Regions from separate parts of the Mus musculus genome. Here region 1 is linked to region 2. Evidence: chromatin loops called from intact Hi-C (ENCODE). Cell type or tissue: left cerebral cortex. All regions are shown on one strand. Each heading gives the region's core, and the rest is flanking DNA. Links, peaks and the distances in the headings are about the cores only.

Region 1 (8,000 bases), core at 1-8,000, 360 kb after region 2:
ACCAAGGAACTCAACCCAGGTCCCAATGTGAAAGCCCCCCCCCCTTCCTCCCTGGCAGGTATTTCATGAACATCACCTGGGATAACCGAGACTACTCCTTCAATGAGGATGGCTTTCTGGTAAACCCGTCACTGGTAGTCATCTCCCTCACCAGAGACAGGACGTGGGAAGTGGTGAGTGGCCAACCAGACCCCAGGCATCTGTAAGAGAACCTGGACCCATGGGTCTAAAGGAGGGGGGCGGGGGGGTCTGGACCCCCGTGTCTGAGGGACGAGAGACAGGTCTAGACTCCAACGTGTTATGGAAAGTCATAACTGAAGGCACAGGTTCTGGTCTGAAGGAGGAAGGAGCAAGGTATTCTGGGTTCTGGAGGAAACTGGTAAACTCGATCTTTGGTTTGAGGGAGGGGCAGCAAAGTCAGGACACTCTGGAATGCTGCCACGGTGCTCGGCAGTATGACTCTTGTGTTTGTTTGGTTTTGTTTTGTTGTTGTTTGTTTTTGTTTTGTTTTGGTTTGGTTTGGTTTATTTTTGCCAAGGTGGGCAGCTGGGAACAGCAGACCCTCCGCCTCAAGTACCCTCTATGGTCCCGCTATGGCCGCTTCCTGCAGCCGGTGGATGACACGCAGCACCTCACTGTGGCCACGCTGGAGGAGAGACCTTTTGTCATTGTAGAGCCTGCAGACCCCATCAGCGGCACTTGCATCAGAGACTCGGTTCCCTGCCGGAGCCAGCTCAACCGTACCCACAGGTGACAGCCCCAGAGCCAGAGGGTTCGGCCTCTTTCTTTCCCCTGAAGCACAGCGGGCTAGGCTCCAGCCCCACAGCCCTCCCGCTGCGTGACTTGGCGGGGAAGCCAAGAAATTCTTAAGCTTCATCTCCCAAGAAAACACTATCCGTAGTTTTAGCAGCCTCTGGCCTCATGGGAGAGCCTAACAGTGGTCCCCAACCTCTTCAAGCCTGGTCGCTCCCCGCAGCCCTCCGCCTGACGCTCCCCGCCCGGAGAAGAGATGCTGCAAGGGTTTCTGCATTGACATTTTGAAGAGGCTGGCGCACACCATCGGTTTCAGCTATGACCTCTACCTGGTTACCAACGGCAAGCATGGCAAGAAGATCGATGGCGTCTGGAATGGCATGATTGGTGAGGTAAGACAGGCGGGACAGAACCTGTGGGAGAGGAATCTTGAGGATTTAGGCCATGAGGAGGGCGTCCGGGAGCAGGGGGCGTGGCCAAAGGAGACTGCCCGGCTTGGTAAGGGCGTTGTGTGAAGTGGAGGGTCACAGCTAAGGGCAACTTCAGGGATAGGACTGGGATGCTTGGGGCTGGGCCAGTTTATGGGAGGCGGTCAGAAGAAGGGACCTTGAAGGACAATGGCGAGGAGGGTTAGGAGGGTGGATCTCCTGGGGAGGGGCGGGACTAGAGGGTAGAACTCATAGGAAGGGGGTTTGGAGGGTGGAACTCCTAGAAGGGGCGGGGCAGGAAATCTGGATCCCTAGACCTTAAGCAAGTGATGTTGGGGCAGTGGGCGGGGTAGAGGAGACCTCTTCTGCTCCTGCTTCTGCTCTCTCTCTCCCCTACTTCCCTTGCTCCTCTGTACCCCTCCTCACTCATCAACCAGACCTCCTAGCCTGTCTCCCACACCATCACTGTCTCCCAGGGCCAGGCTTTGCCCAGCGCTGGCCTCTGTCCTCTGAGCCGCTCCCCTTGCCAACTCCTCGATCCACCCCAGGTGTTCTATCAGCGTGCGGACATGGCCATCGGCTCCCTCACCATCAATGAGGAGCGGTCAGAGATCGTGGACTTCTCCGTCCCTTTTGTAGAGACAGGCATCAGCGTCATGGTGGCACGCAGCAATGGCACTGTGTCCCCCTCTGCCTTCCTCGGTGAGCCAGCCAAGACAGAGAGTCATACTTAGACAAGGCTGGAGCAACTGTCCCTCACACTGTGGGCCCTGGGTCCTATGAGGTGACCTCACTTCCAACTTGAGGTTCCTGATCTGTAAAATGGAAGAAATACTTTGCCTGGCAGGAAGTTCAACCGGCAGTTCAGTCAGCCTGAGCTCAGGAGCCTTCACTTGCAGTGTCTTCCACGGCTCTAACCCTGGGTTTGCATCCACAGTTGTCTGGGGTGCTGTTGTTGTTGTTGTTTTTTTTTATTTGTTTAAAGACAAGGTCTCTCTATGTTCCTGGCTGCCCTGAAACTCAGAACTCAGAGCAAGCTGCCTGCCTCTGTCTCCTGAGTACTGGAACTAAAGGTGTGCCCTACCATATCTGGCCAGATTTTTGGTTTTGGTTTGTTTAAAGATTTTATTTATTTTTATTTTCTGTGCGTTGTCATTTTGACTGAACTGGAGTTACAGACAGCTGTGAGCTGCCATGTGGGCACTGGGAATTGAACCTGGGTCCTCTGGGAGAAAATACCCAGTGCTCTTAGCCACTGAGACATCTCTCCAGCCCAATAATTTTTTTTTTTTGGTGGAGGGAGTGTTTCAAGACAGGATTTCGCTATGTAGCCCTGGATGTCTTGGAACTAGCCCTATAGACCAGGCTGGTCTAGAACTCAGAGATCTGCCTCCTGAGTGCTGGGATTAAAGATTTGGGCCAACACCTCCTAGCTGATTTTTGGTTGTTTTATTTTGTTTTAAGATATAGGCTTAATATATAGCTTAGGTTTGCCTTGAACATCCAACTACTCTTATATGTCTGTCTCTGCCTGCCTCCAGAGTGTAAGGATTTGTTTTTGGTTTTTTGATTTTTTTTTTTTCTTAAAGAGGGCTCTCTGGGGCCAGGTGTACCCCAGCACAAAAATGTGTAGGGTTTGTTTGTTTAGTTTGTTTGTTTGTTTCCAGTGCTGGGGATTAAACCTAAGACCTAGAAGACCATAGTGACTAAGACAGGTGAATTCTTGTCTCCTAGGAGCTTCCCTCCCCCCTCGAGAGATGCAGACTAGACCACCCCCAATAGCTATCATGAGAAATTAGGCTGAGGTGAAGAGAGAGAGGCACAGGGTGGCTGTTGGTGTGGATAGGACAGGAGAGGGTGGTGTTGTTGTTGGGTTTTTTTGTTTGTTTGTTTGGGGTTTTTTTGGGGGGGGTTGTTTGTTTGTTTGGCACAGGGTTTCTCTGTGTAGCCCTGGCAGTCCTGGTACTCTGTAGACCAGGCTGGCCTCGAACTCAATGGAATCTGCCTACCTCTGCTTCCCAAGTGCTGGGATTAAAGGTTGGCAAGGGGGCCACCGCAGTGGTCCATGACACAAAGGACAGAGGTATGCAGAAGCACACCAGCGAGGGACAATGTTTATGGATCTGGGTGTGACCAGGAAGCCACTTTGTGGTGCATTGGGCAGAAACATCAACTCCTGATCTGGGGACAACAGAAGTGGGCAAGAGGACAAGGCCAGCAGGTCATATCTGTTGCCCCTTGCTCTTGGCAGTCTGAACAAGGTTCCAGAGAGAGAGAGAGAGAGAGAGAGAGAGAGAGAGATCCTTTCCCCTGGGGCCATGAGATTGGGGAGATGGTCCCAGAGAGAAGACTATGCTTTTTCTTTGCTGGCCATGGAGATGGGGAAGACAGGCCCAAGGAGCTTGAGGGACGGGATCAAGGAGCAGGGGGCTGTGACCTGGGGCTGGGTGGTCACGGCTGCCAAGATGCAGAGCCTGGGATGGGATGAAAGGCCCTGAGGGAAAGCTGGTGAGGTGGAGACTCAGGTCTTGAGCTCAGGATATATAGTAGACAGCTGATGGGGCCGGTGACAACCATAGAAACGGTTATAGTAGCTCTCTGTGAGGAGGACTGCCAGGAGTCTATGTGATAATAGGCCGTCCCTGAAGTAGGGACCAGGAGAGGGAACAGAATAGGATGGAGTCAACTGGGCTCCCTCTGTCCCTCAAGCCTTTGCTTGGCTGATGCCTCCCATGTCCCCAGAGCCCTACAGCCCCGCTGTGTGGGTGATGATGTTCGTCATGTGCCTCACCGTGGTCGCCGTCACAGTTTTCATCTTTGAGTACCTCAGTCCTGTGGGCTATAACCGAAGCCTGGCCACGGGCAAACGTGAGTCCCTTCCTTAGCTGACCCCACACAGAACTATATCCCAGTAGCCCTGGGGTAAAGCTAAGTATGAGGAGTGGAGGGACTGTGAGGTCCATGTCCTGTCCTGGCCCCCACAGGCCCCGGAGGCTCTACCTTCACCATTGGGAAATCCATCTGGCTGCTGTGGGCCCTGGTGTTCAACAACTCCGTGCCAGTGGAGAATCCTCGGGGCACCACCAGCAAGATCATGGTGCTGGTGTGGGCCTTCTTTGCCGTCATCTTTCTTGCCAGCTATACAGCCAATCTGGCTGCCTTCATGATCCAGGAGGAGTACGTGGACACCGTGTCTGGGCTCAGCGACCGGAAGGTGTGTACAGGGGGCAGGCTGAGCTGGCTTGTAACTTGTCCCAGGGCAGAGGGGTTCCTGGGAGACTGCCCCCTCGTCCCCAGAGGAGTAAAGATGGAAGGTTCTGAAAGGAGCTGAACGATTTAAACATTCCTGGGGAAAGAGGCTGTTCCCAATGTCCCAGGAGCAGTGATGCCAAATGGGGTGTTCTAGACAAGTGGATCACTCACACCATAATGAAGATGGAATTTCTGACACAGCTAATCCATTGGTGACCATGCTTGGGTGAAATACATTAGCAATGAATGACTAATAATGTAGAAATAACACTGAGCACCAGGACATTCAGGAGTCAATCTAAGGCTAGTGATGCATGCCTATAATTGCAGTCCTCCAGAGGCTGAGGCAGGAGGATCATAAGTTCAAGGACAGGCTGGCTACATAGTAAGTCCCTGTCTAGAATAAGAACAGCAATAAAGTCAAGTCCAATTTTTACTGATTAGATTCAACCACGCATAGAATTATCCCATCCAAACACTCCAAATACCCACCCCCTCTGTTTGTACTCTTGCCTTTGGTATCCTCCCACAGCATGTGGGGGTGGAAGCCATAAGGGACACTGTGAGACTACAGTGGCTAGCCCCCTATCTCAGACTGTGAGCGGATTGTAGCATAGATGCAATGGGTTGCATTAAGTGTTGTCTTCAGGGGAATGGAGGTAGAACATCGGTGCAAACAATATGTCGGTCATACGTCACATAGCAAAGGGTGTGGTTCTGCCAACACCCTCTGAGCCTGACCCTTAATTTGCAGGCTCTCCAGAATGTGGCATTCGGTTTGGGTGTTTCCTAGAGGGTACATTAATAACTCCTCCTTCTGTCCTAGTTCCAGCGGCCCCAGGAGCAATACCCACCCCTGAAGTTTGGAACGGTGCCCAATGGGTCCACGGAGAAGAATATCCGAAGCAACTACCCTGATATGCACAGCTACATGGTGCGATACAACCAGCCAAGAGTGGAGGAGGCGCTCACTCAGCTCAAGGCAGGGTCAGCGCAGACTCGGGCAGTGGGGCCCTAGAGCACTTGGGGAGGGTGGGGGCTCGTGTGTCGGAGGTCATCCTGGGGTGGTTCGTTAAGGAGACCTGGGACAGTCAGGACTGTGACTAGGCCCCTTCGTGGCTTTGTAACTTTAGACACCTGACTCGGTGCTCTGAGTCTGTTTCTGTGTGCACAGTGAGGATCACAAGGACATCTCCTTGCTATAAGAACAAAGTTTGGTCAGGAGTGGTGGCGCGCGCCTTTAATTCCACCACTTGGGAGGCAGCTCTTGGTGAGTTCCAGGACAGCCAGGGCTACATACTGAGACTCTGTCTCAAAATAAACCAACAAAAAACGTAGTTAATGCACACAGAGCAGTGGCCAGAGCACTGTGGGTCTTTGTGGGTTATTGTATTGATATCATCAGTTCTGAACTCTGCAGTGAATAATTCGATTATGGGAGGTGACTTTTTTTTTTAATATTAGCTCTCTAAATCATAGGGCTAAAGTTAAATTCAGTCTTCAAAGTGCAGCCCCCAAAATGGCAGACTTAGTGTGGGACCTGGTTTGTGGCTCAGCAGTAGAGGGCTGGCCTGGTCTATCCCAAGCGCTGGACTCGTCCTCCAGAACTGTGGTTTCCTACACGAGTGCAGCTGCTCTCTTGCCTCTTTCGCCATGTGTTTCTTCTCTTATCCCTTCTTTGTGCTGGACAGTGGGTAGACATTTCCTGTTCTCTGTTGCTGAGCATCAGAGAGGAAAAACGAGCAGCAAACACACAAACTGGCAGGGTCACCAGGGTGTGTGAGTGGGCTTCTCGGCGGGGTCACAGCCACCAGGGCATCTGGTGGGCTTCTGAGAAGAGATAGCACGTGTGCACTCACGGGTTGATGCAGAGCCTTGCAAGCACAGGACATATAGAGGCCCTGGGACTGGTGTGGAGGGACATCTGGAAGACCAGGTGGCTGAAGGGCGTGGACCTAGAGTGAAAGGCCAGAGGCAAGGAGGACAAAGGTGACCCCTGAGACCATCAGGGTTGGCTTTGTGCCAAAGCGGTGAGACACCTTTGCAGGGGACTAAGCAAAGAAGCCTTTAGTTCTTGAGTGTTCTCCACTCAAGACCAGAGGGGAGCATGAGCAGTATGGAGGCCATTATGTCACCTAGAACCTCCCTCGGGCCCCACCTTCTTCCTCATCCCTCAAGCAGCCATCCTGGCTAGATCTGTTACCCCTTTCTCTCACGTGGACTGTCGAGCCCCAAGAGAAGGAAGTCAGTCAGCTGGCACAGTATAAGGTGAGCCCGAGGATAAAGCTCTGTACCAAAGGCTGGAGAGATGGCTCAGTGGTTAAGAGCCATCAACCCAAGGTCAATTCCCAGCAACCATGTGATGGCTCACAACCATCTGTAATGGGATCTGATGCCCCCTTCTGGTGTGTGTCTGACAGCTACAGTGTACTCATATCCACAAAGCTCTGTACCAAAAAGTATTCGCCCACCTAAACTTGGTAAAAGAACAGTTCTGGGGGATCTGCGGTTCCTGTACTTAGAAACGTGGTCAACAGCAAAGCAGATACGCTTCGAGATTGGAAAGAACATTGACACACTGCTCTCTGTATCTTGTAGGATAACAAGTCCAGGGAGCCAATCGTGGTGGTCCATGCCTGTTGTCCCAGCACTTGGGAGGGTATAGCAAAAGGATTGAGGGCTTAAGGCCATTCTGAACTACATAGTGAGGCCCTGTCTCAAACAGGAAAAGGAAATAGTACTTGGCTAGCAGGATAGTTCAAAGATGCTATCAAGGATCCAAACTCTGTACACATTTCTGCTCTGTCAAACTTGCTGTATAGGCCTTCGTGCTCATTTGGTTGCCTCATGGTCACAGGAAAGCTGCTGCCGCTCCATGGAGCACATCCTAGTAACAAGCATGGGGGAGGAAGTGTGATGGAGTGCAGGCTCTTCTCTCTGCCAGCCTTGGCCCTCTCAGGGACTTGTGCATCTTTCTAAGAACCTATCAAGCAACCACTCGTAACTGTTAGGGCAACTGGGAGGATGATTATCTGAGCTGAGAACGAGGCTGTGGACTAAGATATAGTCTCACTATCTGCTGGAGTCTTGCCCTGTGTTTTGGGGTTTTGTTTGTTTGTTTGCTTGCTTGCTTGTTTTTGCCAAGCTCAGCAACGTTCTCTCTTGTAACTCTCCATCTCTCCATCTCTATCCTCTCTTTCTGGGGTCACATGGACTCTGTATCCAAACTCTCAATGAGCCAGGGAGCCTCGAGCCTCCCGTTGGGGTCTGAGTTTGAGTACTCCCTTATCAGCCAGCTCTGATTTGTCTCCTTCAGTGCTGTGCCCTGGCCATCAACCCTTGCTGGGACACCTCCTCCTCCTTTACCCTCTCCCTAGACCCATCTGTCACATTCATATGACAGATGTTGCTAATGCTCTAGGCAGGAACCCTGAAAACTTTCCAGGGCTCCATGCAATGGGAAACTTCTTACTTTAAGCTAGGAAGCCAGTGGTGGCCATCCTACCTTGGCAGATAACCATAACTATATAGGTAAATATAACTATATATGTATAACTATAATGACAT
Region 2 (11,900 bases), core at 2,138-10,137:
CAGGAATGGCGCTTTGGGATGGGGGTTGGGTGGGAGGTGGCCCCAACCCCAAGGGCATAGGAGCTTCCCTAACCTGCTGTTTCCTCCCCACAGACATCGGACTGATCCCTGTGAAGAGGTAAGCAGGCTTATCTGTGAGTCTCCTCTAGGCCAAGAGTCCTGGGATCTACTCCACCCCCAGGCCCTGAACTTGCACTGCTCCTGGGCTGCGGGGGTGAAGTGACACAGAACCCAGCTCCCTCGAGTGTGCTTACCGGCTCCATCTTCTCTCTTGCCTTCGCCTCAGCTCTCCTGAGGAGTCCCTCAAATGGCAGTATGTGGATCAGTTCGTGTCGGAATCTGGGGTAAGAGACTACCTGCCATGGGGGTTCGGTAGCTGGCCTTGAAGAAGGAATGGCTCTGGGGAATGTAACCCCGGGGTCCCCCATAGGTCACTAGGGTACCTGGTATAGCATGGTAGGCCTTCAGACTCATACCGCAAGGATATGATGTCTCCAGTCTCCATGAATATTGGCTACTTAATCTGTATGTCTCAAGCTAAAAGGGCCACTTGAAGGCATGTAGACCCAGTAACCTGATTCTGTCTCTCCTTCAGGGTGTGCGAGGTGGCTTGGGCTCACCTGGCAATCGGACAACCAAGGAGAAGAAGGTGTTTATCAGTCTAGTGGGCTCTCGGGGCCTGGGCTGCAGGTAGGTAGCAGGCAAGTCTGGGCTCGGTCACCAGTCTCTAGGTGGGTGACATGCCCAGGGCTCAGTGACAGCTGGTCAATCCCAGGCTCCCCAGAACTTCCTCTCCCTTTCCTCGATACTGCTCCTGAAGACTCTGGTCCACTGGCTGTGGGGCTCATGCACTGGTGATGATGCAGAAGACAGAGCCAGAGATAGAACTCCATTCTATAGGAGCCCTTCCCTCACTGCGAAAGTACATTCTCCAGCTAGGCATCTGCCACAGTTCTCTTGTCACTGATGCTTCTGGGAACCGTCCCATAAGAGGGGCCAGTGAAGCCTACAACTCCAGCACCATCAGAAAGAGCTCTGAGGCTAGCTTAGGGTTGCTAGACCCTGTCTCATAAAATAAAACAATAAGCCGCCACATGCAGGAGCTTTGGGCTCTGTGTAGTGGTCTTGTTGAGATGCGGGTGCTACAGTTGCTGGGAGATATGTTCCAACCCTGCCAGTCTGCCTCAGACTTGGAGCAGTGACTGAGCCCCGGGCCACTCTGAGCTGAAGTCTCTTCCTTTATAAGTACCTTGGAGGGATAACAGTATGTCACAGATCTATTGTAAAAGAAACAATGTATCATGTTCTGTACCCAGCAGGTAGTAAGCAGCTGGTAAATGTTAGTTATTATTAGTTACATTGTTCTTATTATTTATTTTCATTTGCATTTATTTAACACTTTTATAATTTTTTATTTTAAAATTTTTACTTACGTGTAAGTGTGTGTGTGCATGTGCATGAATGTTTTTGTGGATTTGAGTATGGGTACTCACTGGGGCCAGTAGAGGGCATTGAATTCCCTGGAGCTGGAGTTACAGATGTTGTGTGCTACCTCATATGGGTGCTGGGAACCAAACTCCAGGCTTCCTTTCATGAGTATCAACTGCTCTTAACTGATGAGCCATCTTTCCATTCCCAGAAATTATTTGTTTTGTTTTGTTTTGCTTTGCTTTTGAGACAGGGCCTCACTGTGCAGCCTTGGCTGGCCTCAAACTCAGAGAGATCTGCTGGCTTCTACATCCACACCTGTCTCCATGAATGACTTTTAATGTCTGTCCTTGGGTCCTAAGGATATAGCTTAGTTGGTACAGTGCTTGCCAAACATGTGCCAAGGCCTGGTTTCAGTTGTTAGCACTGTATAGACAGAGCATGGTGGTGCACACCTGTAAATCTAGCACTTGAAAAATGGAGGCAGGAAGACCAGGCACCCAAGGTTAACCTGGGCTACATCGTAGTGCTCGATTTTAGTCTGAGCTAGATGAGACCCATCTCAAAAAAATAAAAATAAAATGTCAACTCCCTTCTTTCTGGAAGATGGCAGCCTAACATAGGAGTTAACACCACAGATAGTTACAATGTTGCCTAATATAGAAGTTAACCACACAGATAGTTACAATGTTGTGTGATAAAGATGCTACACCTCCCTCAGGGGTGTTAAATACATTTCCTACCTCTCATCAGTTAATAGTGACACCCTGGAGCACACTTCTGTGAAAGGTTCTAAGTTGGTACCCAGCTGGGTGAGAAAGAGTGCGGTGATTGATTACTGATGTCTGCCACAGACCTGGGAGAGGAAATAACACAAGAGCCATTCTTGCTATTTATAATTTAGAAGCACTAGCAACCTTCGGGGCAATTAGCTTAATTGGTGAAAATCTTATAAGGAATGAACAGGAAAATTCTGGAAAGAAAACAAAAAGCATGAGGGGCTGAGGAGATGAAATCACGAGGAGTTTCTGCCTAGGGCAGCAGTGAAAATTGGACTGGAAGGGAGGGTAGAGACAGAAGGCTTGGGCCTTGAGTTTACGGCAGAAGGCTACAGGCTGGTCATTGAGAATGAACAGGGAGAGCTTCAGGGGACGAGCCGCAAGGGCAGAGCTTCACCCACATTTCTGCCTCCTGCAGCATCTCCAGTGGCCCCATCCAGAAGCCTGGCATCTTCGTCAGCCACGTGAAGCCTGGCTCCCTGTCTGCAGAGGTGGGGTTAGAGGTAAGTGCTGGGATGGGAGAGGGATACGGGGTGAGGTGGGTTTCACACACTGACAGATGCTGCGTCTTCTCACATAGCCTTCTCCTGGCCAGCGCTGGCTGGTGACTCCCTAGTGGTCTCTCAGGGGAAACCATTGTAGAGAAGTGGTACTAGACCCCTTGGTAGCCTTCTTCAGCTCTGACAGCCAATGATCGTGAGTTTGTAGTGATAAGAATTAGAGCTGACATGCCACGTTCTAAGCCCTGCCCCAGATCTGAGGATTAGGTACTAAAGTTACTCCATGATGAGGAAGCCAAGACCAGGCATTGTTTCTTCCAAGGCTACATACTAGAACTTGGGGCTGGAAGTCAATCTCCACGGTGTACCCTCAGAGATGTGACTCTTAATCACTTCTTGAGATGAATTCCTCACCTACAAGATAAGGATCCTAGAATCTCCCTTCCAGGGTTGTTGTGTAAATGAAGTGAGCATTTAGGCTGGATCTATGCCAGACACATAACATTGATCAATAAATGTCAGCTGAGACTGTTACTCTACTGAGGGTCCAACATAGCCTACACTATATGGGAAGTCCAAAGCCTCCTGTGTCCATTAACTAAACCTTGTAAAGGAAATATTATAACAGCAACAGATATTAACTTCTAATAACATGATATGTGATAGCCAATAAGACCATTATGGGATGGAGGGGTGCCAGGATGAGCCTGGGGCCCTCCCAGAAGAGCCCTGTCAGAGCTTGCCACCTGGTCTGTTAACTCAAAGAAGAATGTGGCTGTGGGATCACTGGCCTATGTGTTTAGCATGCCAGGAGACCTTCCTGTAGATGAATGTAGGGATTACACACACACACACACACACACACACACACACACACACACACACACTGACCCGTTTTTCTTTCTCTCCCAGACAGGAGACCAGATTGTGGAAGTCAACGGCATAGACTTCACCAACCTGGACCACAAGGAGGTGAGATGTAATGTCCTCACCTGCTGTATCTCCTCTCCACACACGTCTTCCAGCCAGTGCCACAATGACGGAGACCCTTATGCTCTAGGCCTGCACTGCTCCGATCTGAGTGCCAGGTCCCAACTGACCATCCCCCTGCCTCCCTCCACAGGCTGTGAATGTCCTGAAGAGCAGCCGCAGCCTGACCATCTCCATCGTTGCTGGAGCCGTAAGTCCAGAATGCAGCGATTGCCCCCCAGGACTCCTGACCAGCTCTGTAGCAGAGGATGCTCATATCTCCCAGGGCCTGAGCTTCCCTTCCCACCCCTGACAGGGCCGGGAGCTGTTCATGACGGACCGGGAACGGCTGGAGGAGGCACGGCAGCGTGAGCTGCAACGGCAGGAACTCCTCATGCAGAAGCGGCTGGCCATGGAGTCCAACAAGATCCTCCAGGAGCAGCAGGAGATGGAGCGCCAGTGAGTGGCCAGCTGGGGACCTACATTCCACACCAGACACAACTGACTTCTGCCTGTTTGGCCTGGCCCATTTGGATTCTTTCGGTTGTGCTCTCAGTGCTAGAATAGGTGTCCATCTAGTTCCTTAGAAAGCCTGATTCCTTGCTAAGGAGACCTGGCTTTCAGACACCAGTACTATACAAGAGAGGCTCCTGCCAGCAATACTGAGCACCCACCTGCCTATTGTGTCTCACTGTATTCAGGACTTTGTTTATGTTGCTAGTTTAGCTCCCATGGTATCCCTGGAAGGCAGAGAGCATCAACCCATTAAATAGGTGAGAAGGCTGAGTCTTTGTAAGTTGAAGCTGCCTATGTCCAGAATCCTAGGAGGCCAGGCTGGGAGGAAGCAGACTGGATCAGGAGCCTGGCAGTCACCATGGAGTCCCCTAACTGTGGTGATAAGCCCCGCCCCTGCGTGTTTGAAATAGACTGAGAAAAGCAACTGGATAAGCAACTCATAAATCAAAACCAGTGTCAGCCTACCAATCCTGACACAGTTTGGGTGCTTACTAAGTGTTTGGAAAAGGGAAGAGAAGGCCACTCCCTCTCCTCCGTCACAGAATTAGCCTGGTGAGCTTTACCTTTGCACAGAGCTGGTCCTCAGGTGCCCCTGGCGCCTGCCCCTGTGGCACAGGATCCCCGCCCAGCAGCGCCAGATGAAATTACCCAGGACCACGGGGCCTAGACTTCACAGAACCACACCCACAGTTGCAGCATCTCTGGAAGATGGACGGCAGAGAACATTGAAACTGTCTCTCAGATCAGGAGTCAGGCACAGGGAGAGTTAGCGAGCGCTCTGTGCAGAGACTCACGCCAGCAAACCTCTATCTGTGTTTCAGGAGGAGAAAGGAGATCGCCCAGAAGGCTGCCGAGGAGAATGAGAGATACCGGAAGGAGATGGAACAGTGAGTGTGTGGGGTCCAGCCCGAGTGCCCATGGCTGTGTGTGCTGAGCACGTGTAGTCAGAAACAGACACGTCTGTCATTCCATGACATATAGAATCACACAAAATCCACAAACTGCATTGACTTCATTGGCTCAAATCCACCCAATAGTTCCAATCTCCCTCTTTTCTCGTGACCGTAGTTACTATTATTACACCTACACAGCATATTACATGCTTCACGGCGATGGATGAGCAGAAGCCCCTAGGACAGGTGGGAATTGTCTGGCTGTCAGTCCCTTGATGCGCGTCAGTCATTTGACATACACTGGATGGTCAGATGACCAAGGAATGGAACTGTCGCCATGACAATGTCACGTGTCCTTCTCTTTATGGGGTCCAGGTTGGGGTGTTGCTCCCTTCACTATTCTAGTATGCTGGGTGAGTTTCAGGGTTCACTCTATACACCCACGTACCCATATATTCCCAGGCTGCTTTGGTAGGTTTATGGGTAGTACCTCTTTACTCTTAGGAGGAGCTACCACGGATAGCCCTGGACACGTGGTCGTGTCTACAAGCACAAACACAGTGCCGAGTCATCCCACCTCTGCATTTTTACTTGAAACAAACAGAGACAAATGTTGCTTTGCATAATAGACTCCTCACTCAGGGCAAGGCACAGCCTGGAGCTTTTGTTCCATACAAGGTAGAACAACGCTCAGTGCAGGGTTCAGCCTGTTCTTAGCACTGGACCTGAGCATGCTCCTGGGAGTGTGGCAAGCCACCTGCAGACCCAGCTGACCGTGCTCAAGATCCTCGCCACCCATCTGTAATTCTAAGCAAGCCCCTTTGTCTCAGTGCAACCAGAGCGTATTGCTGAAGCTGTGTGCACACTCAGCTTTGACACTCCACTGCAGTGGTGGTCCTCTTTCATGGCTAGAGCCATGAGGCCTCCCTTCCCAAGGGGGTCCCCTGGCAGCAAGAGGTGAGCCCCTGAAGGTTCTGCCATCAATCACAGGTGTGTGTGTTGGGGGGGTCTCATTTCAGGATCTCGGAGGAGGAAGAGAAGTTTAAGAAGCAGTGGAAAGAAGACTGGGGTTCAAAGGAGCAGCTCATTCTGCCTAAGACCATCACCGCAGAGGTGCACCCGGTGCCCCTTCGCAAGCCCAAGTGTATGTATGACCTGTCCGGGATGGGCCCTTCCAGGGCCTGAGGCTAAGGGCGCTAGATAGAAATACAGTCTTCCTCCTCTCATCAGCACCTTTCCAGGTGACTATCCCAGGGCTGTCTGGGCTGCGTTTCCCTCAGGAGAGGCAGTGTGAGTGGATGAGCATCAGCTAAAGCCTCGTAGTAAGAGAGTCTGCTCTCCTTCCTCGTCTGGGGCCAGGGGGTCTGTCTGGTTCATGCACCAGCTGCCTCACTGTACCGAATGACATAGATGCTGCAGAGGGGACAGAGAGCTTGGTGGATGTGGAATTGGTTTATAGGATGACTACCCGAGCTTGGTGGATGTCGTGGTGTCTTCTGGCCTGGTTCTGAACTTGGGCTGGGTTGAAACCAACATCGAGAAAGAGAGAGTAGATCTCTGGTAGTGCAAGGTTGACAGGCAGCTAGGGAGGAACTGGTCAAAGGGGCCCATCACCTACCTTCCTGCCACTGTTACTCTGATGATGGAGGCAGAGGAAGGAGCGTAAGACCTGCCATGTACCCACTGGAGCCCGGGGGTTGTGCGATGCTGGCCCTAAGCTCCCCCTGCCCTTCCCATCTCCGCTTTAGCAGTCACGTGTCACGTGTTCTTCCTCCAGTTTCAGCTCAGGCCTCCCTCAGAAGCTCCCCATCCATCTGCTCTCAGCCCCACCCACCTGCTCTCAGCCACACCCACACGCTCTCAGCCACACCCACCTGCTCTCAGCCCCACCCACCAGGAGGTGGTGGAGGAGAGCGGCTTCAAACAGTGTAGCCCGTGGCCATCACAAGTCCCTCGTTCCTGGCTGGGTCTTCACTCCCACGCCCTATCTCTTTCTAATTATAATTGACATGGGCAGGTCAATAACATTCTTGTGCTCAGGCCTAGACTGTGGGAACCTCTGGGTGGAAATATCCCTGGACCCCAGATCCAAGGTTCCACATTGCCATGGAGGTCTAGCTAACTCACCCAACTTCAGATTCCCACCTGTGCCTTTATAGAGAAGCCCCTTTGCCAACAACAAAACAGACGTGCACGACTTCTAGATTCTTCCATTTCACTCTCCCCCTAGTGCGTTCCTTCTTGGCAGCAGGGCACAGGTGTCATCTCTCAGGGACGACAAAGCACTCTCTCATCAGCCTCCCCCACGCTAGTCTGTATTTGCCGAGGATGTAGCCTGAGACAAATTTCCAGAGAGTAATTCGTATTTTAGACAGGAGCTAGTTTCTCTTGTGCGTGAAATGGGAGCTTCAGAAGGAGAGAAATCGATTTTAATTGCTTCTCACAAAGGTAATCTGAGTGAGTGTAGTACGCTTCTAGAAACTGGGTCCCAGGGCTTCACAGACTCAGGGATTGTGGAAAATAAAAGCCCTTTCACAAGCCTAGCTATTTATTTAATGCTTTTTAATTTTCCTGAATAAAAGGACAAGAGTGTTCATTTTACTCGGGCTAGGCTATCCTGAGGCAGAACCCAAGCTCGGTTGATGACTGAGTCCTCTACCCACCTGGGACAGCTGGGCAGCTGGCTGTCTTCACACGCAGGCATTAGCCCTGTGTCTGCTCCTTCTCCTGTTGCTGTGACCAAAACAAGTTAAGGAAGGAGCCGTTTGCTTTGACTCACAGTATGAGGTGGCTGGTCACATCATGACCATAGTGAAGAAACACACACACACACACACACACACACACACACACACACACACACACACACACACGCTCCTTTTTATACAGTCTGGTACCCAGCCCATGGAATCCTCCCACGTGAGGACAGGACTTCCCACCTCAGTTAACCTAATCTAGAACAAGCAAACCCAGCGCTTTGCCTCCTAGGTGCTTCTAGATCTCGCCAAGTTGGCAGTATTTATAGATGACAGTATTCAGGGCTGGTCCACAAATGCAGCCAGGCCTCTGAGAGAAGGTCCATTCTGTTTCTCACCTGCCCCGTCCACAGAGAGCCCCAGAGGTAAAGGAAGGCTGCAGAGCCAGCAGAAACTCCCCCAGACAGCTCCTCCTTGACCTCCATTCAACCTATAGCCAACAAGCTAGCTCTGACTCAGGCTTCCGTGCCTGTGAGGAATGGGCTCTACCTTTTTGAGCAACCGGAGAAGAGCCTGGAACATCCCAATCTTAGGTCAAGAAGCAACCTAAGCTTAGAGACAGCATTGGCAGCTCTCCCAAACCTGGCCCCCCATGGGGCTATGATAGCTACCTCAGCCGACCAGCCATGGCTGGCCAGCCACACGCAACACTGCCCAGCCCTCAGAGCTAGGACATACCATCCCCGAGATGCCAAAAGACCCTTCTTTAGCTTAACGGCAGGGTGTGAGGGAGGAGAAGGTGTTTTTCATGAAGGACTCCCCCTCTTAGTTAGAAGATGAGGGACTTTAATGAGACATCACTGTCCCTTCTCCCTCAAGGACACCCTCAGTTATTGCCCATCCAACAGACCCATGACTTGAAAGTTGGTGGGAAGTTGTTTTTTTTGTTTTTTTTTTCTCAAATCGAGCAATTCTTTGTGCCCTCATTGTCTTCCCTAAGCATCTGTGTGCCTTTGTCTAGTAAATGTAATTGGAGCTGACAGCAAAGCAACTGAATGCCCAGCCTGAGAAAGGAGACATTATGAAATATCAAAACAGTTAACAAGCAGGCTTCCGTACTTCCTGCTGGTGTCCCAGGGAGGCCAGGAACCAGGTTGTAAATAACTGGAGTGTATAGCTGGTTTTCCACAGACTCCTGTTATCCTAATGGCACATGCCCTGTGTATGTCACCTCCCTGGGAGTCCCAGCCTTCAGCTGCTGCCCACATAGCCCAGATAACTCTCCCAGAGGATGCAGAATCCCTAGGGGAATGAGGAGTAAAAAGATCCATTCTCCCATGAAAAGCCCTTCGCAGAGACTGCCAGTCTTCTCCCTGCGCCTCCAACTTTCAACCCTATTCCCTGCAAAACAGTTCTCATGCTGATGTCAGATCGGAGGACCCTACTGTTAGCCCATTTTACAGACAGAAAAGTTAAGGCTACTAAGGTTCAAAGCACTGTGTGTACACACCAGAGCAAGGAGACCTAGCTGGAAGCGCTTGAGCCCTGCTGCTGCCCCGACCCCACAGCTTCCTCGAGACAACTAGTCACGGGTTCCCAGACACCTAGAGAGCTCCTTTTCTGAAGCCCCTTGGTTCACTGGCTTGCCCTTCTTTTCCCCTGGGTAGATGATCAGGGAGTGGAGCCGGCAGACCACTTGGATGGAAGCACGGAGGAGCAGAGACAGCAGGTTGGCGCCCTTGCTTTGCTCCCTGGCTTGGCTGCCCTGCTTGCTCTGCCCGTCTCCTTTGGATATAGTGGAGAACCAGCTTGAAAGAGCTGGACCATGGTGGGAACCCCTGGGGTCTGTGAGGATGCTCCAAGCTTGGTCCATGCACTGAGAACTAAACTTTGGGGACAAGATTCATGGCTAGGCTGAAAACTTATTGGGCATGTGCCAATATGGAGGAACCACTGGCTCAAATATTTAAATATTACCCACCCAAGATTCCCACCCTACTGCTCTGGCCTCTACCATAGTACTGAGTCCCTAGCCCCCTCCCTCTGAGCTGGTGTGCCTGCTCTAAGTCTGAGCTCAACAGCACAGACAGTTAAGCATGAGCTATTAACTCTAGCCTTGACGGCTCAGGTCTGGGGTGCTGCCCTACTCTGCCATTGCCTGGGCAAGGGGACTATGACCTGTTTATCTGACCTGGGCAGGGGATTTGCTTTCGGGAAGCTTATCTCCTGCTTGCTGTTACCACAACTGCCCTTCCAGAACCTTCCAGAATGACTGCCTTTCTTTGGTGTTAAAAGAGGGGCTGCGGTCTGTGCTCTTAGATACTTTGACTCTTTCTGGCAGTGGTTCCAGGCAGAGGCTCAAACTGCCTTTTGTTTGAAGCCATTTCTTAGATGTGGAAAGCAGGCATCAGCTTAGGGAGTGCTTTTTTTTTCTTTCCATGGGCCTTTGTGTTTGTGCCCACTTCTGTGATTTGGAAAAGCATGTCTTTCCACAAAGACAATCTTGCTGGTTTTCTGGCATGAACTTCAGAAGCCAGTGTTCTGGGGGAGATACATTGATGGTGACCTTGACCCTGGGAATCAGGACGGTACACAAGTGGTCTCTAGCCTGCTTTGCCCCAGATCCATCACCAGGTGAGGGGAAAGTGGGCCAAAGGGCATGATCTTGCTGTTGGGTTTTACAAAGCCACACATACCTTGGGAACGCAACCCCCAACTGTTGCCTGTGGATTCTGCATCTCATCGTTTGTCTTTCTGTCATTGTAGCTTTTGGGTGGTTTTACCGTTACGATGGCAAATTCCCAACCATCCGGAAGGTAGGACAGGCCTGAGCAAGGCACTGTGTGCTGCCAAGTTTGATGTGAGCTGTGATCCTTTCTGTCCATTTTTTTCGCCTCCACTTTCAAAGTTGACCTTTTGATCCCTGTCTTCTGATGTCCGGCAGGGATGCCATGATAAAGGTGTCAGGAGATGGGAGCAAGCATTCTTAGCATGAGACTTGCCTAAGCCCTGGGTGGCTCTGATGGTCTTGGTCAGGAGCAAGCAACTTCAGACTTGCTATGCCAAGCAGAACCAGAACCATCACCAGAAGCCTGGGATAGGTGGGGTAAAAAGCAGGGTGGGTGACATAAAACAATTCATGATGACCCTGCCAGATGTAGCTTGTGTGGAATTTGGCACCCCGGTCTGGGAATGCAGCCATACTAATGCCATCTATGGCCTAGACCTATCTCTGCCCAGGGCTAGGATTATGTATCTTTCCATTCCCTAAGACCTTTAATTTTCTCTCTAAATCTCATTATACTATCTCCAGGCCCCATAAAATACTCATCTTTTGTCTTACTAAATTTCATCAGTATTTGATTGTGAAAATGCCACGGTTAATATCTGTACTGCATGTTAGACATTCGAGATGGCTTGGTATTTAGAAATCAGGCTGCCGGCATAAATCTGAGTGAACTCATTGACCCAGCTCAGCTCTTTCTAGCAAGGGCCCTGGGAAGCAAGGCTGTGGCAGCAGCATGAGCTTGGGATACTGCCCACCACACGCCACTTACACAGTAGCAGCGGGATTCCTGACACACATGTGCCTGGGATTGCAGCATTCCACAGCAGTGAGCAGGCTTAGGCTACAGTGCCCGAAGGACCCCTTCTTACCCTGTTTTGATCTCAGAGAGTGTGTGGTCTCCTAGGACTGTGGCCTCTGTGTCACAAGCTGAGTCCATGGCTTGAAGTAATGTCCAACCTTTTGACATTGTGACATGGCACTGACATCTACAAAGTTCCCATACAATTGAGTTACAACACCTTTCAAAAATAATATATTGTTTTAAGTAAGTTTATGGTTTTGTATTGGGCTATGTTTGTAGCTATCCTAGCTTCAGGCTAGAGGCTGGACTCTGAGGGGGAATCTCATGGAGTTAGACTGCTAATTCTTCCCATTATAGTCTCTATTAGACCTTGGCTAAAGGAAACAACATATTCCATACACCAGTACTTGGACATGTGATATATATGTATGTATGTATATATATGTACATATATATATACATACATATATATGTGTGTGTGTATATATATATATTATATATATATATATACATATATATATATATCACA

What was found. A loop is a pair of places that touch in the nucleus more often than their neighbours do. Peaks named below come from ENCODE experiments on the same cell type or tissue, not always from the same donor. Only the 100,000 strongest peaks of a DNase experiment are listed, where the experiment ranks them.
Region 1: a loop joins it to region 2, with 2.5 times the contacts of the local background. A loop is called at or near these places in 2 of 42 quality-filtered maps.

What each region holds. Positions count from the first base shown.
Region 1 is chr7:45,850,623-45,858,622 of GRCm38, reverse strand. It overlaps Grin2d (glutamate receptor, ionotropic, NMDA2D (epsilon 4)), which reads left to right. Exons shown (of 12, transcript NM_008172.2): 3 at 59-173; 4 at 539-750; 5 at 977-1,145; 6 at 1,730-1,883; 7 at 3,924-4,049; 8 at 4,166-4,395; 9 at 5,260-5,420. Among named protein-coding and RNA genes, the nearest start is that of Grin2d, 12 kb to the left of the region's middle. In left cerebral cortex, for the core only: no CTCF peak of the experiment used is centred there; no DNase peak of the experiment used is centred there; H3K4me3 peaks cover 775 bases.
Region 2 is chr7:46,213,628-46,225,527 of GRCm38, reverse strand. Ush1c (USH1 protein network component harmonin) reads left to right here. Exons shown (of 27, transcript NM_001163733.1): 6 at 94-118; 7 at 287-344; 8 at 596-690; 9 at 2,626-2,710; 10 at 3,620-3,679; 11 at 3,831-3,887; 12 at 3,993-4,135; 13 at 5,014-5,079; 14 at 6,105-6,229; 15 at 10,548-10,597. Among named protein-coding and RNA genes, the nearest start is that of Ush1c, 19 kb to the left of the region's middle. In left cerebral cortex, for the core only: no CTCF peak of the experiment used is centred there; DNase peaks (open chromatin) are centred at 5,693 and 6,926.